2 separate regions of the Mus musculus genome follow, and region 1 is linked to region 2. The links are chromatin loops, found by intact Hi-C in ENCODE. Cell type or tissue: heart. All regions are shown on one strand. Links, peaks and the distances in the headings refer to the core of each region. The heading gives the core; the rest is flanking DNA. Region 1 holds the start of Gm24803 (a small nuclear RNA gene). Region 2 holds the start of Lif (leukemia inhibitory factor).

Evidence for each region. Hi-C counts contacts between places; a loop is a spot of excess contacts. Peaks named below come from ENCODE experiments on the same cell type or tissue, not always from the same donor. Only the 100,000 strongest peaks of a DNase experiment are listed, where the experiment ranks them.
Region 1: it touches region 2 in a loop (5-fold over the local background); 9 of 42 quality-filtered maps call a loop at or near these places.

Annotation. Positions count from the first base shown.
Region 1 is chr11:4,317,269-4,333,149 of GRCm38, reverse strand. It overlaps Gm24803 (a small nuclear RNA gene), which reads left to right and starts at 8,895; the gene lies at 8,895-9,001. In heart, for the core only: CTCF peaks have their summits at 5,399 and 6,633 (motif pointing right); no DNase peak of the experiment used is centred there; H3K27me3 peaks cover 1,026 bases.
Region 2 is chr11:4,252,553-4,268,433 of GRCm38, reverse strand. Lif (leukemia inhibitory factor) reads right to left here and starts at 10,866. Exons shown (of 4, transcript NM_008501.2): 1 at 10,746-10,866; 2 at 1,817-1,937; 3 at 69-250. The coding sequence starts at 1,835. In heart, for the core only: CTCF peaks have their summits at 6,317, 7,150 (motif pointing right) and 9,521; DNase peaks (open chromatin) are centred at 6,223, 7,123, 7,733, 9,563 and 1 weaker place; H3K4me3 peaks cover 366 bases; H3K27ac peaks cover 1,915 bases; H3K27me3 peaks cover 517 bases.

The sequences.
Region 1 (15,881 bases), core at 2,741-10,740, 67 kb before region 2:
TGTGGAGAGCCTGAGCCAGCTGCCCCAGTCACAGTTTATGAGGAGGCAGGGCCTGGTGTTACAGTGGGTGTCCTGTGGCTTGCTGTCCTCTCCCTCCTCACCTAGCCAATTCTACCATAGCCTTATTATAATGCAGTCAAATGTCATCCAATAGTCAGTGTTTGGCCTTGGAGTCCCTATACCCTCTCCTGAGAGGCTCTGACCTGATGCCTGCTGCTTCCTGCTATCTCTATGTCCACACATCCTGCTTTCCATTCCTCTGGAATGTCCGAAGGCCACTCCACCAATCCTGCTGTCCCGAAAAGCCACTTAGAACAGCAACCTAGATATTTTCCCTCACAGTTAAATCATTTGACCTACACCTTATTTCTACATGGAAGCCAATCTGCCAAGAGACTGCAAACAAGCACATATTCTAATACCCCAAATCCCTAAGAGTCACTAGTAGCTGAGTAAGCATGAACAAACCATTCATCAGCCTAACAAGAGTTATCTGTGAATGGACAGAAATTAGAAGTAAAATAACTTACATTATTCATATACATCATATAATCACATGATTGCTATATACAGCAAGTAATTTTCTCTCGCCCTCCAAATGTTTTATTATTTTGTGTGTATGAGTGTTCTGCCTGCCTGCATGCATGCATGTATATATGTATGTATGTGCACTATATGCATGCCTGGTACCCACACAACTCAGAAGAGAGTGCAGGAGCCCCTAGAACTGGCCTTGAGGATGACTGTGAACTACTCTGTAGGTGCTGGGGACTGAGTCCAGGGACTGAGTCTACAAGGGCAGAAAGTGCTTTAACACAGAGCCATCTCTCCACATACACAATCTCCCTCCCTCTCTCTCCCTCTCTCTCTCTCAGATTTATTTATTATATATCTAAGTACACTGTAGCTGTCTTCAGACACTCAGAAGAGGCTGTCAGATCTCATTACGGATGGTTGTGAGCCACCATGTGGTTGCTGGGAATTGAACTCAGGACCTCTGGAAGAGCAGTCAGTCCTCGTAACCTCTGAGCCATCTCTCCACACCTCCCCCCTCTTTCTCTCTTTTTTTCATTTTTAAGATTTATTTATATGAGTAGCTGTCTTCAGGCACACCAGAAGAGGGCATCTGATCCCATTACAGATGGTTGTGAGCAAACCATGTGGTTGCTGGGAATTGAACTCAGGACCTCTGGAAGAGCAGTCAGTACTTTTTTCCCCAATATTTTATTAGGTATTTTCTTCATTTACATTTCAAATGCTATCCCGAAAACCCCCCATACCCCCCCCACTCCCCTACCCAATCACTCCCACTTCTTGGCCCTGGTGTTCCCCTGTACTGGGGCATATAAAGTTTGCAAGACCAAGGGGCCTCTCTTCTCAATGATGGCCGACTAGGCCATCTTCTGCTATATATGCAGCTAGAGACATGAGCTCTGGGGGTACTGGTTAGTTCATATTGTTGTTCCACCTATAGGGTTGCAGATCCCGTTAGCTCCTTGGGTACTTTCTCTAGCTCCTCCATTGGGGGTCCTATGTCCCATCCAATAGATGCCTGTGAGCATCCACTTCTGTGTTTGCCAGGCACCAGCATAGTCTCACAAGAGACAGCTATATCAGGGTCCTTTCAGCAAAATCTTGCTGGTGTATGCAATGGTGTCTGCGTTTGGAGGCTGATTATGGGATGGATCCCCAGGTGCGGCAGTCTCTAGATGGTCCATTCTTTCGTCTCAGCTCCAAACGTTGTCTCTGTAACTCCTTCCATGGGTGTTTTGTTCCCAATTCTAAGAAGGGGCAAAGTGCCCACATTTTGGTCTTCGTTCTTCTTGAGTTTCATGTGTTTTGCAGATTGTATCTTGTATCTTGGGTATTCTAAGTTTCTGGGCTAATATCCACTTATCAGTGAGTACATATCATGTGAGTTCTTTTGTGATTGGGTTACCTCACTCAGGATGATACCCTCCAGATCCATCCATTTGCCTAGGACTTTCATAAATTCATTGTTTTTAATAGCTGAGTAGTACTCCACTGTGTAAATGTACCACATTTTCTGTATCCATTCCTCTGTTGAGGGACATCTGGGTTTTTTCCAGCTTCTGGCTATTATAAATAAGGCTGCTATGAACATAGTGGAGCATGTGTCCTTCTTACCAGTTGGAACATCTTCTGGATATATGCCCAGGAGAGGTATTGTGGGATCCTCTGGTAGTGCTATGTCCAATTTTCTGAAGAACTGCCAGACTTATTTCCAGAGTGGTTGTACAAGCTTGCAATCCCACCAACAATGAAGGAGTGTTCCTCTTTCTCCACGTCCTCACCAGCATCTGCTGTCACCTGAATTTTTTATCTTAGCCATTCTGACTGGTGTGAGGTAGAATCTCGGGGTTGTTTTAATCAAGGAGCTCCACATAAAACCAGAGACATTGAAACTTATAGAGGAGAAAGTGGGGAAAAGCCTCAAAGATATGGGCACAGGGGGAAATTTCCTGAATAGAACAGCAATGGCTTGTGCTATAAGATCGAGAATCGACAAATGGGACCTCATAACATTGCAAAGCTTCTGTAAGGCAAAAGACACTGTCAATAAGACAAAAAGGCCATCAACAGATTTGGAAAAGATTTTTTCCAATCCTAAATCAGATAGGGGACTAATATCAAATATATATGAAGAACTCAAGAAGGTCGACTCCAGAAAATCAAATAACCCCATTGAAAAATGGGGCTCAGAGCTAAACAAAGAATTCTCAAGTGAGGAATACCGAATGGCTGAGAAGCACCTGAAAAAATGTTCAACATCCTTAATCACCAGGGAAATGCAAATCAAAACAACCCTGAGATTCCACCTCACACCAGTTAGTACTCTTAACCCCTGAGCCATCTCTCCGGATGGCTTTCTTCCTTTCTTAAAGCAAATTTCAGGATGCTATAACCTTCCACTCAGATTCTTGCCATAGTACATGAACCAGCCTCCACACTTGGGCATCACCACATCTTGCCAGGCCAGGCGAGGGGCTGGATAGGGCCTTTCTAGAGTATAAATGTGCATAGGTCTGTTCTCTGCCTAAAACCTTCAGCAGTTCCCAGGGTCATGGTGCTGACCAGCAGGCTGTATACTCTGTGCCCATCTCTTGGCCAATGCTGTGGCCCTTTCTATCTCCCAAGCTTTGAGAAGACTGCTCCTTTCCTGCCGCATGTTCTCTGCTGGTGGCCTTTCAACTTCTCATCTTCATAGATTTCTCTTGGTCCTTGTTTCCCTCTGGCAGTCTTTCTGACATGGGTCGGGAATGCCCTCCTTTGTGCCCCTCTCTCACTCTCTGTCTTATACCCAGAACAGGGTTCTGGCTGCCTGGCCCCTCCTCCTGCCCTGAACTGTAAGCTCCCTGGGAAGAGTCAGAGAAGAAGGCGTCCTTGCCCTACCTCCCGCCTCAGGGCAAGCGAGGAAGAAGGAGTGAATGGATCCCTGGCACCTTTCCTAGAACATAGACAGTGCTCAATTATTTTTAAAGCATGTTACTCTTGAAAATATTTGCATTTCAAAATCGCCATGCTCTCTGCATTTCAAAACTCAACCATCATTGCTTTGCTCTCTATAAAAGAATGATTGGAATAGTAAGCTTGAACAAGAAATACAGTGTTTTCTAATACAGAAAGGGGAAGGGAACAACGTTAATGTTGTAACGTGATGAGCGCTAGTTCTGTGGCAGATGTATAGGCATCCCAGTTGACTCTTAAAATACTCCTGTGACCAGGATTGGACTCACATTTCAGAGTATATTAATTGTATGTCTAAAATTAAAAGCAACAGCAAGCACCATGGATTAGCTTTAGAGGGGAAACAGAGGCACAGCACCGATGTAAGCATGGAGAGAGGGTGTCTCCTGGAGCCCAAGTGTGGAGTTATGTTTGAGCCTGGACTAGTGCTTTAGAAACCTGAGGTTTCAGGAGGATTTGTTTCTGTTTCTCTCCTACAGACAATTCATTCTTTTTCACTTTTCATTGTCATTACATTGTTATTGATTTATGGGGTGGCACTCATACATGCCATAGCATGTGTGGGAGATCAGAAGATAACTTGTTTCCTTCCACCATGTACGTCCTGAGTTTCAAACTCAGGTAGTCGAGCTTGAGCAAGGTCCTCTGTAAGAATTCTGACCAGTACACTGTTCTAGTTTTCTCTTGTTGCTGTGATAAAGCAGCCTGGGGAATAAAGGACTTATTTGGCTTACACTTCCAGGTCCTAGTCTAGCCCTGAGAGACGCCAGGACAGGAACTTGAAGAATAAACCATAGAACTCTACTTGCTGGCTTGCTTTCTAGCTTGCTGACTTCCTTACACAGGCCAGGACCTCCTGCCTAGGAACCAGCACCACCCACAGTAGACTAGGCTCAGCTATGACAATCAAGACAGCCACAGATTAACCTGATGAGGCCAATCACTTGAAAGGTTTTCTTGTTTTAGGTGGTTCTAGACTCTGTCAGTATCTCAGTTAGGGTTTCTATTGCTGCAAAGACACGCCGTGGGTGACCAGGGCATATTTTCCTTATAAAGGTAAACATTTATTTGAGGCTGGCTTACAGTTCAGAGGTTTAGTCCATTAATCATCATGGTAGGAAGCATGGTGGCATGCAGGCAGACATGGTGCTGGAGGAGCTAAGAGTTCTACATCGGGATCAGCAGCCAGCAGGAAGAAGAGCAAGTGGGCCACACTGGGTGTAACTTGAGCAACTGAGACCTCAAAGTCTGACCCCACAGTCACACACTTCCTCCAATAAGGCCACACTTCCTAATAGTGCCACTTTCGATGGGCCTGGGAAAGGGTGGAGGGGGCATTTTTATTCAAACCACCACAGTAAGTTGACAATGCTAACTAGAACATATACCAAGTCTTTTGAAGAAGGCTACACAGGCACAGACCTTAGAGGAAATGATAGTTGTGTCCAACAGTGTCAGACAGGAGACGTCCACAATGACAGGAGCAGGAATAGGGATTGAACTTGACAGTGACCCAGCCTCGTTATTAAGTGGAGATGAGGGCTGGTGAGATGGCTCAGCAGGTAAGAGCACCCGACTGCTCTTCCAAAGGTCCTTAGTTCAAATCCCAGCAACCACATGGTGGCTCACAACCATCCCTAACAAGATCTGACTCCCTCTTCTGGAGTGTCTGAAGACAGCTACAGTGTACTTACATATAATAAATAAATAAATCTTTAAAAAAAAAAAAGTGGAGATGAGATAGGGACTGTGAGGGGAGTACGTTCTCAGAGACTCCACTTGGAAAAGTTAAGGGATGTGTTTGAGAGCAAAGAAAGACAGACTGGGAAGACGGCTGGTGAGATGTCACAGCAAGCAAAAGCACTTACTACCAAACCTGAGGACCTGCGTTCAGTCCCCAGCACCCACATGGTGGCAGGAGAGAACCAACTACTGCACCTTGTCCTCTAACCTCAACCCATGAACTGTGGCACATGTACACAACACACAACTAAGAGTCTGATGCTAACTTTCACTATCCACAATCTAAAAAATCAATTTTTCAATCAAATAAACATTTTTAAATTAGACATAGCTTTGACATATGACCAAAAATGTGCATGGAGTTTGACCATGCTCCAGTAAGTATGTGGACAATACAAATTGGATGACGACTTTCTTCTTCCTCCTCTTCTTCTTCTTCTTCTTCTTCTTCTTCTTCTTCTTCTTCTTCTTCTTCTTCTTCTTCTTCTTCTTCTTCTTCTTCTTCTTTTCTTCTTCTCCTCCTCCTCCTCTTCTTCCTCCTCCTCTTCTCCTCTCCTCCTCCTCCTCCTCCTCCTCCTCCTCTTCCTCCTCCTCCTTCTTCTTCTTCATTCTCCTTCTTTGGTGTGGGTCACAAGAGTGTGGGGCAGACCTGGGAAGACTCGAAAGTCAGTATGATCATGGTTCATGATGTGAAATTCCCAAATATCAAGAATATTAAGAAATGCCAGGTAGTGGTGGCACACGCCTTTAACCCCGGCACTTGGGAGGCAGAGACAGGCAGATTTCTGAGTTCAAGGCCAGCCTGGTCTACAGAGTGAGTTCTAGGACAGCCAAGGCTATACAGAGAAATCCTGTCTCATAAAATTAAAAAAAATAATAATAATAAAATAAAAATATATGTATATGTATATATATATGATATGGCATCCACAATAGTGTCTGGATTTTTGGGTTGTTTAAGGGTTGAATCCCCAGGTGGTGCAGTCTCTGGATGGCCGTTCCTTCAGTCTCTGCTTTACACTTTGTCTCTGTAACTCCTTCCATGGGTATTTTGTCCTGGAGCACAGGGTCCACAAAGAAGGAGCTAGAGAAAGTACCTAAGGAGCTGAAGAGGTTTGCAGCCCCATAAGTGGAACAGCAATATGAACTAACCAGTACCCCCAGAGCTCCCTAGGACTAAATCATCAACCAAAAAAAAAAAAAAAAACAACAACAAAAAAACAAAAAACACATGGTGGTACTCATGGCTCTAGCTGCATATGTAGCAGAGGATGGCCTAGTCGGTCATCAATGGGAGGAGAGACCCTTTGTTCTGTGAAGGTTCTTTTTTTTTTTTTTAAGATTTATTTATTTATTATATGTAAGTACACTGTAGCTATCCTCAGATACTCCAGAAGAGGGCATCAGATTTCGTTACGGATGTTTGTGAGCCACCATGTGGTTGCTGGGATTTGAACTCGGGACCTTTGGAAGAGCAGTTGGTACTCTTAACCACTGAGCCATCTCGCCAGCCTGTTCTGTGAAGGTTCTATGCCCCAGTATAGGGGACTGCCAGGGCCAGGAAGCAGGGGAGTGGGTGGGTTGGTGAGGGGGAGGATAGGGGATTTTCAGAGGAGAAACTAGGAAAGGGGATAACATTTGAAATAACATTTGAAATGTAAATAAAGAAAATATCTAATTTTTAAAAAAAGAAAAAAAATTAAACTAGAAAGAAAGAAAGAGAGAAAGAGAAAGAAAGAAAGAAAGAAAAAAAGAAAGAAAGAAAGGAAGGAAGGAAGAAAGAAAGAAAGAAAGAAAGAAAGAAAGAAAGAAAGAAAGGAAGGAAGGAAGGAAGGAAGGAAGGAAGGAAGGAAGGAAAGAAAGAAAGAAAGAAAGAAAGAAAGAAAGAAAGAAAGAAAGAAAGAAAGAAAGAAAGAAAGAAAGAGAGAGAAAGAAAGAAAGAAATGTGCTATGAGCTGCTTGGCAGGTAGAACACTCAAGTTCTTTGGAAACCTTTTGCCACAGCTAAAATTAGATAACAATTTATATTAAATCAAAGCAAGAGAATTATCAAACTACGTTTACAAAGAGCAATAATTTTTAAAATTAAAAAATAAGTTTAAAAACTTTGTGATTTACAAATCAATTTAGCTCTATTGAATTTCAAATGAAACTTGAAATTTGATAATTATTCCTTTTTAGTCCCATTAGTTTTAAATCCTGTAGAGGGGCTGGAGATGTGACTCTGCAATTAAGAGAACTGATTGTTCTTCCAGAGGATCCAGGGTCAACTCCCAGTGGCTCACAAAAATCTGTAACTACAGACCTAGGGTATCAGACAATTTTGGCCTCCAAGAACACCAGGCATGTATGTGATGTACAGGCATAGATGCAGACAAAATACCCATACGATAAAACAAACAATTTGTTTTAAGTGAGCCCTGGGGAGCTAGCTTAGCAGTTATGGTCACTCGCTGTTTTTCCTGAGGAAAGAGTTTGATTTCCAGCAGCAGCAGCAGCTCACAAGCATTGTAATGACAGTTCCAGGGACCCTCATCTGGCTCTGAAGGCATTGTACATATGTGGTACATAGACATTCACACAATCAATGCTCTCCTAAACATAACATGTACCTCCCTCTAAAAGTTAGGAGTCCTGTGGTATCTTGGTGGGGGTGAGGAGGAAGGAATGGGCAGGGCTGGTTTGCTTCGTTTGCTTAAGAACAAGGCCAAAGCCCTCACAGTGAAGTTCATTACTCCCTTTTTCTACTCCCCCCACCCCCGAAGCCATTCTTTCTCTGCATAAAAGGCTCATCCTGCTGACAACCTGCCGTCCCTCACTATCAAAGTACAAACGTCACGACCCAAAAAATACAAGTCTGTGTGCATTGGCCGGGCAAACAGGATGGAATACCAATATCCACACACTGCAATACCTCTCACCTTTAACATGGAATAAAAGTCTAATACATACCACAGCACTGATGAAGCTCACATGCATTATGCTTAGATACACCAGCCACAAAACGATAGCAATTGCATTATTCTGCTTCTAAGAATCACCAAGAAGGAGCAAGTTCAAAGAGAGTAGAAATGTGATTGCCAGGAGCAAGGGAGAGGGGAGTGGGAGTTATTGCTTAGTGAACAGAAGTGTCAGTTTTACAGCAAGGAGCACCTGGAAATGCATGGTTGTGATGGCTGTACAGTGTTGTGCTACCACCACTGGACCTGACTAAAATGGTAAGCTATTGTGTGTGTGTGTGTGTGTGTGTGTGTGTGTGTGTGTGTGTGTACTTGTGGGGAAGTGCATGTGTAACACTGCATTGTTCTTTAAACTACTGTTCAGCTCTTTAAAGTCCCTGAGGTTTGATAATGGAGAGATGATTTAAATTATACAGAAAATGTACATAAATATTGTGCTGTTTTGAGAGGGCAGATGTCGGATGGGGGGCCAGGGTGGAGGGGGTAACGGGAGAGTGGGATATCATTTGAGATGTAAACAAATGGAATGATTAATAAAAATAATAATACTAAATATTGTTCTATTTTATAAAAGAGACTTAAGCATGTCAATTTTAGTGCCTGAGGGGGAGTTGTATATATAGTATACATACATATAACTTATATATGTATAATTACAATTAAGAAAAGAACAACTAAGAAAAACTAAAAAAACCAAAATGCGTGCTCGCTTCGGCAGCACATATACTAAAATTGGAACGATACAGAGAAGATTAGCATGGCCCCTGCGCAAGGATGACACGCAAATTCGTGAAGCGTTCCATATTTTTTTGGGCTGGTGAGATGGCTCAGTGGGTAAGAGCACCCGACTGCTCTTCCGAAGGTCAGGAGTTCAAATCCCAGCAACCACATGGTGGCTCACAACCATCCGATCACGAGATCTGACTCCCTCTTCTGGAGTGTCTGAAGACAACTACATAGTGTACTTACATATAATAAATAAATAAATCTTTTAAAAAAAAAAAAAACCAAAATGCACTTGAAGCATATTTCATTTACCATTTTGTAGGCAGGAAGGCCCTGTGTACTCCAGGCTGGCCTCAAACTCTTCTGTTCTCCTACCTCGGCTTCCATAGGCACGGAGTACCTGCCAACAGGCTGCTATAGCAAGGCCGAGGATCTTGGCTCTTGAGAGGCTCAGCCAGAGGCACGAAGAACAGGTGGAAGTGGAGGACGGCAGGTGGAGGCTAGAGGGACATCCTTGGAAACAGCGGAAATGGCTGTGAGCGCACATGGAGTGCCAGCCAGCAAAGCTGTTAAGACTGGGAACAGTCCTTTGGCTGTCCAAAGAGAACGGCTGCAGCACTGCAGTGTCCTCGAAACTGAGGGACTCCTCTGAAGACCGGGGAGTGCTGAGAGGCCACGGAAAAGAGGCTGCCTCCTATCTGTGGGAGAAGCCTGAGAGCAGAGGTGGGGCAGCTGAGACTCCATGCATTGTAAATTCAGAGGGCTGGAGAGTAAACTCAAATTTCACTTTTATTATAAAGAAGAGGACAAGCAGCAGCACAGGTGAGGAGATGTCACTTGGTAGGGTGCCTCTCTAGTGTGCACAAGGTCCCAGGCTCAGTACCCAGCAAAAAAAAAAAAAAAAAACCCACAAACCTCCTGAATGGCTATGAATGAGAGCAAAGGCAAGGAAAAAGAAACCAGGGAGAAAGGCCGGCCGGCCTGCAGCAGAAGTGTGGGGATGCTACTGCCCTGCTCGGATTTGGGGGGTTTTCCTGAGTTCCAGGCAATGGGCAGTTTTCCAACTCAGGGAAGTTACTCAATAAGAAGAAGCCAACTCCAGACAGTGCGTCGGGAAATGTGGAGAGTTAGTGCCTGGGTGGTTTTCATGCTAATCCAGGATTTATTAAAGCTCAGAGAGTGAGCAGCGAAGAGGGCTTTTATAGTGCAAAGTTTCCACAAATACACTCATCAGCATTTTCCCAGAGGAAAGGTTTCTGTCTGAAATTTTCTGAGTGAGGCACCTGGAAGAAGAGGGGGCTTCCTCTTCAAGTCTGGGAGACTCAGGTAATGAGCCTTTCCCACCCACCCCATACAATTTTTATTTGCTTTTGAGAGGAGTTGGACTCAATCTAATAGCTACCTTTTCCTCCCTGGCCCCCAAATGTAATGTAGCATGGCCTCTGTCTCTGCCAGTTACTTAGTGGCCTCTACACTGATAGTTTATATATAAATTAAAGTGTTTTAAATTGACAGAGATAGCTGGGGAAGCCCTGCCTGGAGGGATCACCACCACCACACACACACACACACATACACACACACACGGGCACACACACACATGGGCACACACACACACAGAGGCACACAGGCACACACACACACATGGGCACACACACACACATGGACACGGACACACACACACAGAGGCACACGGGCGCGCACACACACACACACACACACACACACACACACACACACGGGCACACATCACTGCTTTTGAGCTGTCTTCTTGTCATTATTCCCTAAACTACTGCTCAGCTCTTTACATTGCATGAGGTTATGCAGAAGGGTGTATATAAATATTGTGCTGATTTATACAAGAGACTTAAACATGTCAGCTTTAATATCTGAGGGGGAGTTGTGGCTTCATCAATCTCCTGTGGACACCAAATTTGTTGGTTAACTTCGACTGTCTGCTGGATTGACAGATACATAGATACCTCTGACAGATACATACCTCTGGGCGCACCTGCGAAGGGCTGTCCACATATGGGGCACGGGTGTGTGTGTGTGTGTGTGTGTGTGTGTGTGTGTGTGTGTGTGTGTGTGTGAATAGACCATCACATGGATGGAGTGTTCTGGGTCGGGCTGGAATGGAGATGAGGTCTAGGGGGAGGAGCCGGGTGGGTGGAGAGCCACCCTCTGCTGCACTTTGCCTGTCTCCTCCCTGCAAGTTCCTTTCTCTGGCTCCTGTCTGTCACCAGGTAAATTGCTTCCTCTTCCATGTGTTTCCTGTAATGTTCTTGCCAAGGAGGTGAGCCAAGCAGCCATGGATGAAACCCTCAGAATCCATGAGCACAAGAAAAAGAAGATCTTCCCTCAGAACTGTTTTTATCAGCGTCTACCTGTAACTCAAAAGCAGCCATTATTTCAAGAGACAACTGGATAGTTTTTGAAAAATGGCTAGATATTTCTGAAAACATTTTTTTCTCATAGCTCTGGATTTTGGTTTACCCCTTTTGCTGCTAGAACAGTCAGTGTGTAAAATTTAATGTAGTAATGTAGTTTAGATTAAATTATCTGTCCTTACCTCCCTAGTTCCTAGAATGTGATATCAAACATCGTAGTTTCCCTTAGACTAAAAATTAATAGTTCTGAGGTTTGCTTAGGTTTTCATTTTTACTTTTTCACATAACAACGTTTTGTTTTCCAATTTTCAAAAACACATTACAAGATGATAGTACCTGAGTGTGGCCAGATTCTCAGTGTGGCTTGGTTCTTAAGCGAACCTTAGCGGTCAGCTCAATGTGCATTGTTGGGGGAAGCAAAGCCTCAGCGGGGCTCAGTGAGCTGTGCATTTAGCCAGCCCGTAGTAGGCAGCAGCAGCAGCAAGCCCTGAAGGAATTCCATCATGGATAGAAAGAAAGGAGGGTGAGAACAGAGTGGGGGGGGGGGAGAGAAGGATGGGGAGAGGGAGAAGGACAGAGGGAGAGGGAGGGGGAGGGGAAGGGGGAAGAGGGAGAAAGGGAAGGGGGAGGGAGAGGGAGGGAGAGGGGGAGAGAGAAATAGACTGGTGTGGTGGGATTTCCAGAATGACAGAGTTGAGATAAAGATGAAAGATTTGCAGGCACTGGGCTGGCAAGATGGCGAAGCCAGGAAGGCGCATGCCCTGCATGACGACTTGAGTTCAGTCTCTGGAATGCGTGCAAAGGTGGAAGGGATGGGAGGAGAGAGCCAGCTCCACAAGGCTGTCTCTGACCTTTGCCTACACACATGAACAGTAAGAGCAGTAAAAGTAATCAAGGGGCTTTGGTTTGTCTAAGGTTTGTAAAGATTTGCAAAGAGAACCATAATCATTAAGAGGCAAAGCCAGATATAAGATACAATTTGTTAAATGCATGAAACTCAAGAAGAACGAAGACCAAAGTGTGGACACTATGCCCCTTCTTAGAATTGGGAACAAAACACCCATGGAAAGAGTTACAGAGATAAAGTTTGGAGCTGTGACGAAAGGATGGACCATCTAAAGACTGCCATATCCAGGGATCCATCCCATAATCAGCTTCTAAACGCTGATACCATTGCATACACTAGCAAGATTTTGCTGAAAGGACCCAGATATAGCTGTCTCTTGTGAGACAATGCCGGGGCCTAGCAAACACAAAAGTGGATGCTCACAGTCAGCTATTGGATGGATCACAGGGCCCCCAATGGAGGAGCTAGAGAAAGTACCCAAGGAGCTAAAGGGATCTGTAACCCTATAGGTGGAACAACATTATGAACTAACCAGTACCCCAGAGCTCTTAACTCTAGCTGCATATGTATCAAAAGATGGCCTAGTCGGCCATCACTGGAAAGAGAGGCCCACTGGACTTGCAAACTTTATATGCCCCAGTACAGGGGAACGCCAGGGCCAAAAAGTGGAAGTGGGTGGGTAGGGGAGTGGGGGGGGGGGGTATTGGGGACTTTTTGGATAGCATTGGAAATGTAAATGAGGAAAATACCTAATAAAAAAATTAATTCTAAAACAAAAACCAAAAATCAAAAAAAAAGAGGCAAAGCCAGCTGTGGTGGTACACGCCTTTAATCCCAGCTCTCAGAAAGCAGAGGCAGGCAGCCTGGTCTAAAGAGCTAGTTCCAGGATAGCCAGGGCTACACAGAGGAAACCTGGGTCAGGAGAGGTGGTAAGATGGCTCCATGGTTAAGGACACTTGCTGCTCTTGCTGAGGATCTAGCTTCCCGTTTTTAGCACCCCCCACAATGGCTCAAACCATCAGTAATTCCAGTTCCAGGGAATCCAACACCCTCTTGTGACTTTCTGGGGCACCAGGCACACACATAGCACACATACACACATGCAGGCAAAATATTCATATACATAAAATAAATACTAAAGAGTCAAACATTCTGAGTTATCATTTCTTAGCTTTTGCGGTTATTTCTGTTTCACAAGATGAGTCAGGCGGATGCTGGAGTTGGACTATAACTTGGTCTTTTCTAAGTGTGTGTGGGGGTGGGTGCACATGTGGCAGTCAGAGGGCAGCTTGCAGGAGTCGGTTCTCTTCTTGAGGCGAAGCTTCAGGCGGGTAAGCTCGGCAGTAAGTACCATGCATGCTAAAGCCCTCTGGTCCTGGTCTTTCTGCATAGTTTCTGTAATTCTGTGCAGAGGTGAAGTGGATCAGTTCGGGTTCTGATGTGCCTCCTATTTCAGCAGGGCATCTGACTCAGGCGGCCATGTTCCTGGTACAAGTAAATATCCATCCCTGAAGAACCTATGATGGATTGATGGCGGGACAGACACGGGCCCAGCACAATAACGGAACTCTGCTTTGGCCCACTTCTTCTTTCCATATCCACTGCTGTTTGCCAGTGACATAAGGAAACACACACAGCATACACACATGCATCAGACTTTCAGACCGTACAAAATGAGAAGGGATAAATGAATTGTTTGTTGACATATCAAAAGAAGACCTGCCTTCCTTTCAGTTTGAACTATCGCCTTCCTGTAACTGACCAAAAGGTTCACGAGGGGGGTGAGGTGAGAGCGTGCATAAGGGTGCATATTTTTTTCCAGCCATCCAGAAAGTAAGTGTGTGGGTGTACTGGGTATGTGTGTACTTTAAGCTAGTCATAAAATATGGGGTTGCTCCTGTGACTACATATTGTTAGGTCTAAAACGGCCCCCCAAAATGGCAGTGTTGATGACAATGCCCTAAAGAGAAGGACATTGGCTGGGCAAAGAACTTATTGGGCAAACAAAAGCCTAGAGATGGGTCTCTTTTTGCCAGAAACCTCCCTAAATCTGCCCCTCAAACGTCAGCTACCTCAGGCAAGAGTACCTGTTCCCGGTCATTCAGCACAGCTCGTCTCAGTAAACAGCCCCTGAACTGCCCAAGACAGCTTGGTAATCTGATCCCCAATACATTTTTCTGCCCATGCAGTGGTCTAGTTAATTGTTTCACTATGCCCTTTCTTAATTTGGAACCCAAACCTGGGTCCCCCCTTTTTGAACAGTCCTTTTCCTCCTAACTAAAGCAAAGTGCTGATTTGGCCTTCCTGTATGTGGATTACTCACCTCTACTCTGGCTTCTACCTCTCACCATGTTCAACTCCAAATCTTACAGTCCATCTCCTTAGCCATTCCCCTCCCACTGGTAGAGTGGCCACCTACTCTTCTCCCCATCTTGTCTCTTCCTGGCTCCTCAGGCAAGAGTCCTCTGAGAGCTGCCTGCTCTGTCTCTGCTTTTTGTTGGCTTGCGGAACCTCTCTCTCTCTCTCTCTCTCTCTCTCTCTCTCTCTCTCTCTCTCTCTCTCTCTCTCTCTCTCTGGAATTTGCTACCAAGGTCCTGTTGGTGTGTTAGGCAGCTTTTCTAGACAGCTTGCAGGTGTCCTCAAACTGAGACTCTGCCCCTCGACACTTATTCCTTACAGCGTTGTACTTCCTCTGTGCTGTTGATGGAACTCTCCCTCTGGCAGGGCTCTTATTTATGACTCCTTCTCTAAGTGCCCCGGAACTCCTCCTTGTTCTGCCACCCATCTAAGGACATCTCTTTCCTGCCTGCTCTGTCTCTTGCCAACTCTTAGAGCTTCCTCTGTCTTTCTCATGCCTACTGGAGCCTGAACTAGCACAGGCTCTCATTAGACTTGAGGACTCCTCTCCCCTGCCTTCTCTAATCTCTTTCCCTCCTTGGATTTTCCTCCTCAGAGATTCTGTTATGCCACACTGTCTTACTCCAAGAAGCTTGAACTCAGTGCAAACTAGATCAGTCTCAGTGGCCAGAAACTGACAGACTCATATTCAAATTCTCACAGATCTTGACTTCTGTCACCATACTGCACTTTGAATTCCTTTATCTCTTTTTTCTGTACTCTTCGTTCTTGAAAAATCTCTTATTTCTAAGCATTCTTTGCTCTGTGCCTGCCATCATCCCTCCTTTGATCACCAGCTCGGGCTTATAGATGATCAAATGTCTCTTAAGTATTGGATATTGTCACACGCTCTGGAGATGAAATCTGGCCTGCTTACTACAGACCCAAGTGTCTTTAAAAGTTCTTTAAAGCCTCTGTCCTGGGGGTCAAGCTGTCCACCTGTCTCTGTCGAGGGGGAAGATCTGGGAGGGTGAACATGAGGGAAGAGGGGACAGATGGACAGACGAAACAGAGCAGCGCAGAGAAAGGACACTGTGTGCTTGAGAAGAACTAAGAGTGAGTTGTTTGCAGTAGAGCTTCCTAGTGACTAATGTAATCAGGAATCTGGCTCTCTGACCACCCACCCGTCTTTCCTTGATTCTGTTTACTCTCATTGAAGCTTTTGCTAAAATGTAAACTCTTTTTATCTGAGGATTTGTAAGATCACTGGGGTGTGGTTTTTAAAATTCTGTAAAACTCCAAGCAGAGTAAAAAGTTAGATTAAAGCTTGTAACAAAAAAATGATTGATAGCTACATATCGATGCATAGGTAATCTTAATTTGCCTACA
Region 2 (15,881 bases), core at 5,203-13,202:
GCTCTGAAGGGCACCCCTCCGGGCCAGGCAGCCCCCCCCTTCCTCAGTACCCCAGGAAAGTAACTTACATAGGAAATGAAGAGAGCATTGGCGCTGCCATTGAGCTGTGCCAGTTGATTCTTGATCTGGTTCATGAGGTTGCCGTGGCATGGGTGGCGTATGGCACAGGTGGCATTTACAGGGGTGATGGGAAGAGGGCTCCCTGCCCCGTGTTTCCAGTGCAGAACCAGCAGCAGTAAGGGCACAATCCCTGGAAGAGACACGGAGGGTGACTGGAAAGGCAAGAAGCCTGGCTGAGGGTCACGGCACGGGGGTTGGGGGGGCACCTCAGCGAGGCCCTTCCTGCCCCCTCCCACCCTCCATCAGCCTTTAGTCTCCTGCTCTACTGAGGTTCCCTGGCTCTCTGGCTTTCTCTTTCCCTGCTCCCAGGCCTCAGTTTCCCCATCTATGCCACTGGATTAAGAGGCAAGGTATCAAGGTGGGAGCCATTTGTACCAACTGAAAGCTAGGTCTGGGGGGCGGGGGCACTCAACCATCTAGCCTCATCCCTCCTGGTACCCTAGATGGATGGTATTAGGTCCAGCAGAGGGGAAGAGAAATAAACCGTCCTCCCCTTTCCAGGACCGGCCAGATTCTTAACTTGGTTGGTGTCCATTGGCCCACTGGAGCCTAGAACTCTGAGCTGAACCCCTTGCAGGCCGTGCAGGCTGGGAGCTGGGGTTTCTGTAGACCATCTCTTAAAACTGCCACTAGACTCTGGCTTCCTAAAACGATTGCCTTTAATCCCATCTTCCTCAATGAGGCCCTATAGAGAACTTTCCACCTGTTTGTTCTGCAGGTGCCCACTCTCCAACCAAATCATCTTTCACCCCTGCTTGCTACAGCCCCCCCCCCGCCCAAAAAAATCCACATACTTTGGAATGAGAGGAAGTGGTGCAACCAGGAAAGAGGCCGGGGTGGGGAAAGGTCGCAGGCGGACACGCAAGAGGAAAGCGAAAGGTGTCAGGAGAGCCGGGAGCTGTCCGGGCCTGTCGAGGATCACCCCTCCCCCGGGGCGCCTGCCCGTCCTTCACTTTTAGCTTCACCGGCCCCCTCACCCCAGCTCCAGCCTTTCCAACACCAGGCTAAAGACACCAGAAGGTGATAGAGGCTGAAGTCATCTCTTAAGGGAGGCTGGAGACCTCCCACCTGAACTCCCCATACTGGGACTAAAAAGACCCTAGAACCTTAAGTTTACTCCCCTGGAGTCTTCTATTGATCTCAGCATCCCCAAACACTGTTAGGGCCCCGGAATAGCTGCGGGGGTACCCATACCTGCATCTCATCTCGCGCCAATCACAGCTTTCCAGGGACTAGCAGACGGAAGCCGCACCTGCGCCGGTCCTGGCCGGAGTTTGCAAGCTGCTCAGCCGCCTGCGCCCCTCCCAGGGAGCAGCCCGGGACGCAGTTGGAAAAGAGAAAGCGGAAAGAAAGAAAAAGAAAGAGGGAGGGTAAATCTAGGCGACAGCGGAGAAGTAAGAGCAGCACAGGAGAGCAGTGGGGCGAGGAGAGAAGGCGGTGGAGCAAGGCTACGCCGGCCAGGTCCCTCACCGCCAACCTGCTGGCCCCGGCGGGCTGGGCGCGCGGTGCCCGGACCATGTGCGGCGCTCGCTCCCGGCCGCCACCCAGCGCCTCCGGCGGGCCCGGACTGCGCGGGCGCCCCAAGTGTCCGAGTGGCGCGGCGGGCGGGTGTCCCGCGGGTGCTCGCCCAGCGCCCCAGGCTGCCGGCGCGCCCGCAGCCGGGACTCTTAAATCGGCGCCCGGCGCATGGATTTACCTGCGGCCAAGACCTTCATTATGGGCTGGACTCCAGAGGGCCTTGGAGGAGACCTTAGATGCAGGCCGTTTTCAGAAGTTCATGCTCAAATGGGGAATTTGCCTGATTTATATACTGGAGCCTGTGTTGTAAGACAGAGAGAAACAGCTATATTTAGCCGGGATCCCCAGTCCAGGAAGTTGTTTGAGGTGCATCATAGGAAATTATGAATGGAAGAAAGTGAGAGTGAAGGGGGAGGGGGGAAGAGTGAGGGGGGAGGGTGGGGAGGGCAGACTTTTTCCTTCTTCTAAGAATTTGATTGATAAAATTATAATGAAGTCTTCAACAACAACAAAAAACCGCCCTGTGGTTTTCCTAAGTGGTTTGCTCTGGGCGTTTTTTGCAGATGGGTCTGGTGGGGAAAGGGTCTCAGGGGGATTCAGAGGGGTCCTCAGCCTGTGCCCCCCTTCAGACGTTCCAGTTTCAACTGGGTTTGGGAGGGTGGCAACAGACTGGAGGTTACCTTTGTGTCCCCTGGTGGTGGTGGGGCTTTGCGGGGCAGCAAAAGGAGTCAGGCTGGGGTTCCACTGAGAAGCAGTTTCTCAGAAGGGGGGCCGGGGCCCTTTTGAACTTTAGACAGCCATAAAGTGAAGCAGAATGTGGACGCTGGGAGTCACCTTAGGGGTGGCCTTTCTCCAGCCTGTCCATTGCCAATGGGTAAAGAGAAGACACAAAGGGGCTTGCTGCCAGTGTGCCAGAGGGTCTTGCCCACCCCCAGCCATCAGCATGCCCCCTCTATGGAGGACTGGTAAGAGTATGAGGTTGTATCGTCTATCTGGGAACTATCTGGGCAAGAACTCAGCCTTACTACGTTGAAGGGACCCCTAAAGCAATGATCAGGGAGGCTGGGCAAAATGGGGCTCCTGCTTCCTCTGGGTGCCTAGGAATGGCTGACACTCTTTGGAAGCCCCTAGTGCTTGGCCTCAGAGTACAAAGGTGACTCCTAACAGGTGCTTCTTACAGGTCTACGGCAGGATCCCGAGGCAGGTCCTTGCTGGTAGGTTAGAGACTCTCTGAGGGACAGTGGGGAAGAAGACAGGCTGAAATAAGACCAGGGTCTCCCCACTAACTATGAAGCAGTACAGAGAAGCATTCGGCGAGAGAGCACTGACCAAACACACCTACCTAGGGCCATGCTATCCCGAGCCATTGGGTCCTTCTAGACCTGGAGGTGTCATTGCGCTGGGGGACCCTATCCCAACCTTTCCATCTGACCTAACCCCAGATCCAAGTGGGACAATTAGGGTTACCAAAGCGTTGCCTGGCTTCTCCAGCCCCTTCGCTCACCCCCATGTCCCTAGCTCCTGCCCTGAGCCATATTCAGGATCTACTCAGGTGTTCTTATCCTAGCAGGGTGCCTTGTGTCTGTTCTCCTTGCCCCGCCCCCACACATACACCCCGCCCCCTCCAGATTCTTGTTTCTTGTGGTCTTTTGGCAGAGCCTCGAATAGTGGAGTGATGAAGCCACCAGGTTGGCACCCTTTCTTTCTCCCTGCATCCTGACACACCTTGTCTCTTCATTGGTGACCCTGTCTGGGGTTCACCATTCCTGTACACATAGGTTAGCATGTGACTCCACACCCCACACATCCCAGCGCCACCGCACCAGAACTACTCAGAGCACACCAGGTCTGAATCGGCCCTCATCCACCATCACGTCTTCCGAACAGCTGCTGTCTGACTCTGCCTGGTGTCCTTACATGGGCCCCAATTCTATCAGCCCAGAAAGCCATCATGGTCCTCTCTATCCACCTCCTGCCCCCAAGGCTAAACACCTCATTGCGTGTTCCAGTCACGGAGGACCTCATCCCTAACGGCCCCACTCCTGTGCCTGGCTCTCCTCTACATCCCTCCAGAGCACTTCCAGGCCTTGCACTGCTCTCTGGATCACTAGACCCCCACATGGGTCCACTCAACAGTCATTTCATCTCGGCTCCACCCTGCAGGAAACAGGAGGTGGGAACAGGTTCCAGAAGACACTGATAAGAGGACCTTTTGAGTTCAGTGAACTAGTTGACTCATTTGTGCCTCAGTTTCCCCTCTCACAGTACCTGACTTAGTCCATGCTCCCCCAGTGCTCTGGGCCCCTTGGTGCACCAGGCCCTGCCTCCTGCTCCAGTCCATGTCTGAGCACCACCTGTGACAGGCCTCTGAGGAGGCACCAGGAAAGGTCTCCAAGCAGAGCTGAGCCTCTGTCTTCAAGCCGCCTGCAACGTGGCTGGCGTGAGCTGGGGGTTTGCATCCGTCCCTCCCTCTCTGTGCCGCTGTATGTGTGTTTCCCTCTGCTCCCTCACAGAAGACATCCTCCCTTCTTGGCTGCCTGTTCCCAGGGTTGTGACCCTGGGCCCCGCCCTGGAGTGGCAGCCCCAGCCCAGCCTCTTCCAGCTGTGACTTCATCTGCAGCCTGTCCAGCTCCTGCACACTGGGCCTGCTAGGGGTTTGACAGGCTTCAGGATGAGGGGGACAGCCCGTTTCCACCCAGGGAATCCCTCAGCAGGGATAGGGGCTGCCATGCCAGGCCCAGGTGCAGTATCCAGTGCTTCTCTCCAGGAAGTGAGATTGTAGACTGGTCTGGAAACCTAAGCTAGCCTGGGCCTTCCCAAAGCCCTTGAGAGTCCTCTCTTCTGTCCACTTTGACACATAGGGCCAGTCAGCCTTGCCTTTCCCATTAGCTTTCACTCAACAGTCACAACTCTCTCCCAGGACCTCATAGCCACTTGCTTTTCACTTATGGAGGTTAAGGGGGTGGCAGGTAAAGATCTATACACAAAGAGTTAACGGCAGAGCTTCTGGCTTGCAAGATCCAGTGACCCCTCTAGGAGGCAATGGCTTTCAGAAGGAAGAACCCCTCAGCCCCCTGCAGCCTGACCCATTCACTCAGCCTTGGTGTTCATTCTTGTTTCAAGTAGGCACAGATTGCTTGGGCTCTGGGGGCTTGGAAAGGGGTCTGTTCCAGACAGTGATGGTCAGGAGGGACCACTCTGCAGATCCCGTCTATTTTTAAGCATTTTACACCTTGAAAGTGGTCTGGGCAAAGGTAGGAGGAGCTCTGGTGGTTTGAAGCATGTGTGGACTTTGACCTCATTTAGAAGCAGGCTGGAGATTTGGCTCAGTGAGGTACATGCTCTGTGGCTTTTGGGAAGTGGACCCTTCACACACACACACACACACACACACACACACACACACACACACACACACACACACAGGGCAGACACCCCCAATCAGGGCTTGAGATGAAGAAAGCTGCTGGTTGGACCTTACCAGCCAGGAGCTGATTCACCCCCAGACCCCATCTGAAAAGCTCAGCTCAAAGGAATTTGAATCACCAGCTTCCCCCTGCAGAGCCCCCGGGGGTAGGGGGTGGGGGGAAACGCGGGGGTGGGGGCTAGCCCCTTGCCTGCTTGCTGGGCTGTCTCTTTCCTGGGCCCTGGGGCTCTCAGACTCAGGAGAGAGGACAGCAGAGCAGTGACTGCTTGCAAGGTTTGGGGAGGTGGCCTGCCAGCCAGGCATCCTGTGTGGGCAGTGGTTACTCAGCAGGTAAGGAAGCAGCTCTCTGGGCACTGGGAATTCCCCAAGACCAATGACCCAGATGCTGAGCTGCTCCACAGGCAGGCCAGCCCCCCCCCCCCCCCCCCCCCCCCCGTTCTCCCTGCGTCCTCCCCTGAACGATCTCAGTTCTTCAAAACACAGAGCCTCAGCTGGGCTTTGGCGATCTCACCTGAAATTGCTGAAAGGTGAGCACAAAACTGTGCTCTGAGAGGAAACTGGGGGCTGGAGGATGCTTCTCAAGGCCCTAGCTGGTGACAGGTGTCAAAGGAAATAGGAGAAACCTGAGACTGTCCCTGGCATGGACTAGGCAGTCGATAACGTGCCCCAAAAGGCAGAGGCGGCTCCATTGTCAGCCTTGAGAAATGAGGGTGTCCTTAGAGTTGCAGCCCTGACTCTGAGGCACTGTGGCGCTGATACCCTTAAGTTAATACTTAAGGGTTGTTACTTGTGGAACACTGGATGAACTGGGTAGCCGAACACTGCCTGTGTGGCCCTGGTTGATGGCTCCTCTCTAAGCCTCAGTTTCCCCTCTGAAAACAATTCAGGGTAGATGCTCAGTCAACTCTGGCCAACGGGGAATAGGGAGTTTGGACCAGGCCTGGAGAGACTCAGCATACTTTGCTGGTTAGGGCTGGCCTGGCTTCTGAGTCTCTCAGTCCTTGGGGGTGGACATGGACCCTGGTAGTGGTCAGCCTTGGAGAATATCAGCAAGCCGTCCTGTGTCAGTCCTGTCTCAGACCGAGCACTGCCATGGAATCTGCAGCTTCTTACCCTCCCCCCACCAGATCTCTGGCAGGCACCAATGGCACCCGCTCAGAGCCAAAGAAGAGCCTCAAGTAGTCTGGCCAACAGCCAACAGCCCCAGCATCACCCCGACACTTCCTGACTAGTTCTGCGTCAGGAATCAAGCCCCTAGAGGTGAATCAGAGTGTCTGCATCCCCTCCCCCTCTTCAGTTCTAGAAACAGCAAAGGAAATAGCAGCCCACAGAGCTGACCCTCAGTAGGGCCAGAGGCCAGGGTGTGGCATGGTAGGTGGCCAGTCCCACCCTAACACTACCCTCCGGTCCTTTTTCTGTAAGTTAGGTTGCTCTCCCCCAGGTCAGGAGTTTGTGTACATGTTGAATAAGCATTCATACTTTGGCCCTATTCTCCTGAATGTCCAGGTCACAGAGATGGAGAACAATGCTCTCACGCCGGCCTCTAGCACCTCACGAGTCACAGGTACAAGTTACAAGGAGCTAGTAGCACCTTCAAAGAAAAATGGGATGACAAAATACATCAACATTGCCAGGGCGAGCATGGCCCCCTGAAGCACTCTTCCCAGTTGTCCACAGATAGCCACAGGAACGAAGGCCTGGCCCACACGGTCTATGTGACTTGCCCAAGGCCTGTCAGCAGTCAGCAGCACAGGGTGCCTGACTTCAACTGTGGCTTCCACTAAAGCCAGCTCAGGAATGGGCCAGAGGTGCATTATGGGCCCAGGTATGGGCAGGCCAGAGGCATGGTGTGGGGGTGGAAGCCTGGCATCAGGCCTAGCAGTGACGAAGTCCCTTGCAGAGCCCGGCTTCTCCAGAACCACTTCCTCCCCCAGCCTTAGACCCTCAGGGCTCCCTGCCTTGCCTAGGTGAGGCTGGGGACAGTCACAACTACGGAGCCTTTGCTCATAGGCATCAGGGGCCCTTCATACACACCACAGGAGGAAGTGGCTGGGCTCCTTCAGGGTGGCCTAGGCCAGGGGCCCAGCTGCGTCCAGAAGAGGGCGCTCTACAGAATCCCTGAGAATGAGGAGCTTCCCGGAGCCTGTGTCTGTGTCTCAGGGAGCTTTTGTGCTTGTGCGGTGTCAGTGTTGAGTCTGCGTTCATCAGTGTCTGGCCCTGGTGTGTGTGTGTGTGTGTGTGTGTGTGTGTGTGTGTGTGTGTGTGTGTGTATGCACTTGATTAGAGTGTTTGTGTGTGCACGAGGCTAAAACAGAGCTGGGCTTTGCAAGTCCTCCCCTCACCCCAAGTGTGTGAGCATGCATGCATACACACATGAATGCATGTGTGTGTCCATGCCTGTGTGAGCCTGTGTGGGTCTGGGTGGTAGCCAGGCATGACCCTGTGCATGAATATGCATGTGTCCTTGTGTCTCTGCCTTTCGATGTCTGGCCCCCGTCCCTGGGAACCTTAGGGCAGCCTCGTGTCATGGGGGCCACCAGCAACTGGTTCCCTCCCCGCCCTGCCCCTCCCACCCCGGCCACCCTGGATTTTTGGCTCAGGGACAACGCTGATGTCAGAGCTCGAGCTGTCAGCTTCCTTTCCCCACTGGGTTTTCCAAAAGAGAGCGAGAGACTGTAGCACGGCTGCTATTAAATAATCACGGGTGTGTAAGGTGGGGGTGGGGCACCCGTTGGTTTCCTGAACTTGGAGGCAATAAACAGAACAGGAAGCAACAGTGGGCAGACACACAGGAAGTTGGAAGCTGGCCACAGAGGTAGGGCCTGGCCTCATCTCTGTCCCCCCTTCTAGTTAAACTCACAAGGGCCACTTAACCGGACTAAGAGGTGACACTGGGGAGGTGGCCCGAGCCCTGACTACAAACCTCAGTGCCAGGAAGACTTGAAAAAAGGTCCCCCCACCCGCCAAGGATGTTAGGAAGGGGAGACATGAGGGAGATGAGAGAGAAGAATGAAGGGTTCCATAGTGAGGTGAGGGTGGGAGAAAGACTCGTCAGAGTGAAGTGTCTACTTCCTGGGAAAGAAAAGAATAAGCTTTCGGCTGTGGGGACAGAAGCAGGTGGAGCTGCCCGGACAGTGGGCCATAGCCAGGACTGGCTATCCTGTCAGGAAGCACAGGGTCAATCAACTCTTGTCTCATACTAGTCCCAAAACCTGGGGTCTCTGCAAATCTCGAAGACCCTTCCAGGGCTCAAGATTGGCATGCCAGTCTCAGGGACACCCCCCCCCCAATCCACTCCAGAAAATCATACAGAGTGCTCAGAAGACCCCCTAAGGCCTCCAGCCCACTCCCATTTCTCCTTTGTCACACTTGGAAACTGAAGCTCAGGAGTTGAATTGTCCAGGGTCACCGAAGATGCAAAACCCCGCGTTCCCACCCTAGCCCGCCCTCTCTGAAGTAAGGCCAGGGACATCTAACGGGTAGTTGGGACAGCTAGGAGATGCTCAGGGCAGCAAGATCTGTCAGGAGCTCTGGGGCCAGTCATCCCAGGGGAGCAACCCTCGCTGCCTAAGTGCTCCAGGTAGCCAGTGCTTATCAGCCACAGGGCTCCGTGACAAAATCCACTCTGATCTCCTGCCCAGCTAACCTCACCCCACCTGACCCCTGGATCCTGCTTCTGTTCCCTGCCTTTCCAGGTGAGACCTGTGCCCAACCCTCATGTCACCCCTCAGCTGTGGCATCTCCTCTGCGAAGACTTGGACCTGCAGGCTGAGAGGGAAGACTATCTTAGAGGGAAGATGGTTCTCTGTAACAGTCATCTTAGCACCCCCCACCACCACACAGAGTCCTTGCCTGTCTTTCCAAGCAGGGTGCGACTCTGTTAGCTGGAACAGAGGGGCCGTGGACCCTGGAGTCTGTCAGACCTTAGACTCAGATTTAGTTGTCATTTACAAGGTGCGCCACCTCAGGCAGGTGGCGTCATCATTTAAACCTCAGCTACGACGTGTGCAAAATTGATAACAGGATCGTCAATCTTAAGTTGGCAAAGCCACAAGATACACCTTTATTATAGACATCTTTATCTGGTACAGCTGCAAAGGTGAGACCCAGAGAAAGCATGCCACTTTGCCAAAGCCACACAACAAGTCAGTGGGCCATCCTTGATAATATATGCCCTGGTGCTTGTCCTGGGTTCCAAGACTTCCAAACTAGTTTGCTTGTGAAGATTCCAGAGAGGACTCGCTCCCTGAGATCCTACTGCCTTGATTAGATCCAGTCATTGACGCCGGGGGTGTGGATGGGCTCCCTCTATAACCTTGAAACCTGAACTTAGGGTTCTTTGCCCTGTAAACGCTTAGCAGCTCCAAGCCCTGGTCAGCAGCGCCACCTGCTGCCCAGAATCAGCAAGTACAGTCGGCTCGCCAGCTCGCCTGTTCAGTCCGTACCAGTAGGTGGGTGGGGCTGGATAACTGGATTTGAGGAAGTGAGTGGGTGTCTGGGGTGCAGGATGGGGGTGGGCAGAGGCCATTCACCAACACAAGGGAAGAAGGCTCCTCTTGGGGGCTTCCAGAGCTTTGTCCTAATATCTGCAAGGTGTAGCCCAAAAGACTGGCCACAAGGAGGTGCCAGAACCACATTCAGTGGTCAATGGGGCACAGCCTTGCCATGGCTCTGGGGGAGGGGGCAGTGGCCTTTTCCTGGTCCTGCTACCTGCTCCCACCTTGTCCTGACAGTTCTTCCAGGTGGGGATCAGACTGTCAACTTCGCAGGGGGCCACGGTGACCCAGAGAAGGAAAATGAACTGCCCAAATTCACACAGCAAGAGGCAAGAATCAAAGCAAACTAAACCACTTGGTTGTACAGACTAGTCCCAGGCTCCCCTTACTGTCCTGTCCCGGCATGGCATGACATGGACAGGATCCTGGGAACAATGTCCCCTCCTTTTGTCAGCCCCCTAGCAGGTTTGGAGGAACACTGACAAATTAGAGGTAAGAGCCTCTTGGAATTTTGGATGCCAAGCACCCAACGCAGGGGGCTCTTGCACAGACTTGGTTTTTGTTTTTCTCTCTTTGTCACTGTCCTGGAGCTCGGATGCGGGGGGGACGAAGACCGGCCAAGCTCCGATCTGGCCCAAGGTCAAAGGCAGAGGAGTAATGACCTTGGCTGATCAAGTTCCCCAGAGCACCCATGATGGTCCCCGTGGACTGCTGCAGCCCATTTTGAATGGACAGGGACGGCCCTCCACTGCTCCATCTACCGGAGGGTAAATGAGGCCTCTGCAAGCTCAGAACTCTAGAAAAAGAAAAGGGATTTGAGTCCCCTGGGGATGCAGAAATCATGACTGCCTTTAGAATCAGGCTGACCCTACCACGATGGCACAATGCAAGCCTGGAATCCATGTGCTCTCTCCACTGCCCTTTACCCATCCTGTGAACTTTAACCCACGGGACACTTCCACAGCTGGTCTCTCCAGCTTTGCTTGGCCATCCTCCAAGAGAGACTTCCAAGCCTGACTTACAATGCATCCATTACAGACAGGGAGAGCGAATGCTGGAGGGTTGTGTGGGCCAGCAGGTGCCCCTGATCCACAGGGGAGCAACTGATGGACCATCTACCCTCCTGGGGATAAGTGTGGGGTGCAGCAGTGCCCCTCCGCCCTGCCCCCTCAAGGGAATCCTACCGTGGTCTCGCAGCCCTCCACAGTCTGCACAGTTGTCCAGTCTTCAGGGTGACACCATCGTTGTTGGGCCCCTCTGCTTCCCTCTCCTCCTGAGGCTCCTCTGGCGTTGGCTCCTCACCCTGCCCCCCACCTGACTTCCGTCTGAAGTTGGTGGCCTGAGGCTCCCCCCACTTCCACCCCACCCCCAAGCTGAGGACCAGAGAGGTAGAGCACCCACACCACAGATGGAGCCTGACACGGTGGTGGGAAAGGTGTTGTTAGAAGGAGAAGCAGGGCTGGGTGTGGGGAGGGGGCGTCCCTGTACTTGATGCCCCTGGGCTGCGTGGCAAAGCCACTATGGCCTGAGTCACAGCTGACTGGGCCGCGCCTAGCCTGTCTGGGTGACCCAAGCCAGCATAAGGCAATGACTGGGCAGCTCTCCTCATGACCAGCTGGGGTCAACCTTAGGTGTTTTGACTCAGACCTGCCACAGGCTGTGTGCACAGCTACCATCCTCTGTCTCTGTCCCAAGAGCCACAGGCCTATAGCTGCCCCTGTCCCAGCCCCCACCTCATAACCCGGGGAGCTACCTGGCCCTTCTGATCTGCAATCAGCCCCAGGCTTCAGGGCCCCACCTGCTGTGGGACCTTCGTCCCTCCCTGGACAAGCCCTGCCCTTGGGAATACTCCGGGAAGCAAGGAACTTTGTTGCCTGTGCTGCTGAGGGCCTCTTGATTCTCTGTGGACTGTGACCTTTTTCTTGGTGCTACAAGGAGTTCTGTAGACTGCCTGGGCAGGCTTGCCATGGACGGCCAGAAGATGGTTGGGGACAGGGACTAAGAGAGGAGAGATACAGAAAAGAAAAAAGAAAAAAAAGCAATCAAGAAGGGATTAAGGAAGGGACTGAGAGAAGGAGAGAGGGAGGAAGGGAGGAAGGGAGGGAGGGAGGGAAGGGAAAGGGGGGAGGAGAGTAAAGTATAAAGAGAGGGAGAGAAGGAGGGACTGTTGACAGTTTTCAAACCTGCCTAGAGCAATATTAGTCCTACACTTTTCCCAGGAAACCCTGTTTTAGGGAAGTGGGCTCCAACAACACACAGTGCAGAGGCAAAACTGAGGCTTGGCCTATGAGTAAGATAAGGGCAGAGGTCACAATCTTTTCACCTGTAAGGTCTTCGTCTCTCACTGAAGAGAAAAATAATCACGCTAAAGTTGGGATGAAGGGGTGGAGTGCAGAAATGTCTTGGTGAACAGTACTCCCCTTTAACCTCTGTAGGGCCCAGGACACCAGGACCAGGTGAAACACTGCACACATAAAGTCATTTTAAAACTGGGGCTGGGCGGTGGCGCACACCTTTAATCCCAGCACTCAGGAAGCAGAGGCAGGTAGGTGGATCTCTGTGTTCAAGGCCAGCCTGGTCTACAGAGTGAGTTCCAGGACAGCCAGAGGAGAAACTCTGTCTCAGAAAACAGTAATAACAACAACAACAACCTGGGACAGCGGTTAGCAGATGGCTCTGTGGGTAAAGTGCTTGATATGCAAGCCTAACCCCCTGAGCTTGAATCTCTACATGGCAGCAGCCTCTGACCCCCAGGACTGGGAGGCAGAGACTGAGAGATCTCAGATGCATGCTGGCCAAGCAGCCTGGGCAAATGTCAGTGTCTAGATTCAATGAGATACTGTGTCCAGAAAAATAAGGTGGATGCGGCTGGGGAGATGGCGCAGTGGTTAAGATATTTGCTGCTCCTGTAGAGGATCCAGGTTCAGTCCCAGTACCCACAAGCTGACTTACAGTTCCAAAGGATGCCACATCCTCTTCCAACCTTTGGGGGCATCAGTTGCACAGATAGACACGCAGAGAAAACACAATATGCATAAGATAAATACATCTAAAGAAGAAATGATGAGTTGGAGGGACTGGAGAGAGGGCTCGGTGGTTGAAGTACGGGAGCACTTTGACAGACGATTCAAATTTGTTTCCCAAAATTTATGTCAGGTGACTCACAACTGCCTGTGACCCCCGCTCCAGAGGCCTCTACAGGCACCCATACTCACACGCACATATACACATAATTTTAAAATAAACATAAAATCATTTTTTAAATGCAGGGTTTAATTTAATGCAGGGTTTAAATGCACTGCTGTCCTGGAACTCGCTCTGTAGACCAGGCTGGCCTCAAACTCACAGAGATCCTCCTGCCTCTGCCTCCCAAGTGCTGGGGTTAATGGTGGTACCAAATAAGTCTTTCTTCTTTTTTAAAGGAATTATTATTTAATAAATGTTTGTGAGTACACTGTTGCTATCTTCAGACACACCAGAAGAGAGCATCAGATCCCATTACAAATGGTTGTGAGCCACTATGAGGTTGCTGGGAATTGAACTCAGGACCTCTGAGGAGCAGTCAATGCTCTTAACCACTGAGCCATCTCTCCAGCCCCATAAATCCTTTAAAAAAATTAAAATTAAAAATAAAAATAAATTAAAAAAAAACAAAAACAAAAAAAGCCCTCTGATGTCCACACGTGACCTATTCAGGTAAATACCACATTTATGTGCAGTGCACACACAAGTTTTGTTTTTGTTTTGTTTTTTTTGTTTTTTGTTTTTTTTGGTGTTTTTGAGACAGGGTTTCTCTGTGTAGTCCTGGCTGTCCTGGAACTCACTTTGTAGACCAGGCTGGCCTTTAACTCAGAAATCCACCTGCCTCTGCCTCCCGAGTGCTGGGATTAAAGGCGTGTGCCACCAAGCCCGGCTTTTGTTTTTTTTTTTAATGAGTCTGAGAAAGCCAATGTGGTGGCACACCACTGTCATCTAGGAGGGTTGTAAGTTCAAGACCAGCCTAGACTCTACACTGTGAGATCCCCTATGCAACAAACAGAAGCAAATTACAGAAACCCTGAGGTGTCGCTCTGTGGAAGGGCTCTTGTGTACATGTTCAAGGCCCATGATTCTGTTCCCAGCACCAAAACAAAGTCAGCTGGAACAGTGAAGTCCACAGAGGCCCCAGGAAGCCCCAGGTCCTCGTGTGGCTTCTGTTGTGTCCAGGCTGTGAGTGTCCAGTCTGTGGGCTCCTTGGAGCATAAAGTGCATCTGCCAGACCCTCCTCTGACCATCGGGCCTCTTACCCGAGGGAACGTTAACATTTTTATTCATTTATTTATTTTTAACTTTGTGTATATGGTGCCTGGGTCCCACAGGGGCAACAGATCCCCTACATCTGAAGTTTCAAGCAGTTGTAAGCCACCATTTCAGTCCTAGGATCCAAACCTTAGTCCTCTACAAGAGCAGCCACTGCTGTCAACAGAAGAGCCATCTCTCCAGGCTCAGCTTTTGTGTGATAGATATCAATGACTAGGTCTGTGACTGTCATACACCCCCCCAAACCTCTTAGCACCCCCTCCAAAGAACTCCAGAAACCTCAGCTTCAAACTGGCTGGGGTTCTCTGTATTCCTGGCCTTGGGACTTGCTCCCTGGAGTACAGCGAGTGCTCTGTCCCTTCTCAGGACAGTGGAGAGTACACCAGTGTATTTGTGTAAGCCACCTTATAGGGGCTCATCTTCCACTGGGGCTCAGAAGCAATTGCTTAGAGCCCTGTCTCTGAGACTTGCATGGCGGGTCGTCTTGAATGTCATTACACATGTGCCCAGGACCTGTGCAGACTCTACATATTGCATTCTGGGGGTGCCAGAAACAGGGAAGCCCCACAGCCCTTCCCTTGAGTCCAAGGAGATGGGGGTACCTGAGCTGCAGGAGAGCAAGGGGTAGGGAGTGGGGGAGGGCTCAGAGAGGCAGCTGCAGGGTAGGGGTGTGCTGGGCCTTAGAGGGGCCCAGGCTGCAGGGTAGGAGTGTGCTGGGCCTGAGAGGGAGGCAGGCTGCAGGGTAGGGGTGTGCTGGGCCTTAGAGGGGCCCAGGCTGCAGGGTAGGGGTGTGGGGGGTGTGCTGGGCCTGAGGGGGGGCAGGCTGCAGGGTAGGGGTGTGCTGGGCCTGAGGGGAGGCAGGCTGCAGGGTAGGGGTGTGCTGGGCCGGAGGGGGGGGGCAGGCTGCAGGGTAGGTTGTGCTGGGCCTGAGGGGAGGCAGGCTACAGGGTAGGGGTGTGCTGGGCCTGAGAGGGAGGCAGGCTGCAGGGTAGGGTGTGCTGGGCCTGAGGGGAGGCAGGCTGCAGGGTAGGGGTGTGCTGGGCCTGAGGAGGGCAGGCTGCAGGGTAGGGGTGTGCTGGGCCTGAGAGGGAGGCAGGCTGCAGGGTAGGGTGTGCTGGGCCTGAGGGGAGGCAGGCTGCAGGGTAGGGTGTGCTGAGCCTGAGGGGAGGCAGGCTGCAGGGTAGGGGTGTGCTGGGCCTGAAGGGGGGCAGGCTGCAGGGTAGGAGTGTGCTGGGCCTGAGGGGAGGCAGGCTGCAGGGTAGGGGTGTGCTGGGCCTGAGGGGAGGCAGGCTGCAGGGTAGAGGTGTGCTGAGCCTGAGAGGGAGGCAGGCTGCAGGGTAGGGGTGTGCTGGGCCTGAAGGGGAGGCAGGCTGCAGGGTAGGAGTGTGCTGGGCCTGAGAGGTAGCCCAACTACAGGGCAGGGATTCTGTGGTGGTTTGAATGAGAATGGCCCCCAAGGGCTAATATATTTTCATGCTTAGTCACCCACCAGGGAGTGAAATTGTTTTGAGAAGGATTGGGAGGTGTGGCCTCGTTGGAAGAGACACATCAGTGGGGTTGGGCTTTGAGGTTTCAAAAGCCAATGCCAGATCTAGTCTCTCTCTCTCTCTCTCTCTCTCTCTCTCTCTCTCTCTCTCTCTCATGCCTGTGGATCAGGATATGACGCTCTCAGCTACTGTTCCTGCACCAGTAGACTAACCCTCCCCTCTAAAACTGTAAGCAGGCAACCCCCCCCCCCCCCCAGTTAAATGCTTTCTTTGTAATACTTGCCTTGGTCATGTTGTTTCATCACAGCCATAGAGCAGTGTATTAGTCAGGGTTTTCTAGAGTCACAGAACATATGGGTAGTCTCTATATAGTAAGGGAATTTGTTGATGACTTATAGTCTATAGTCCAACTCCCCAACAATGGTCAGCAGCAGCTGTGAATGGAAGACCAAGGATCGAGCAGTTGCTCAGTCCCGCAAGGCAAGCAGGCAAAGAAGAGAGAGCAAATCTTCCTTCTTCCAGTGTCCTTACGTA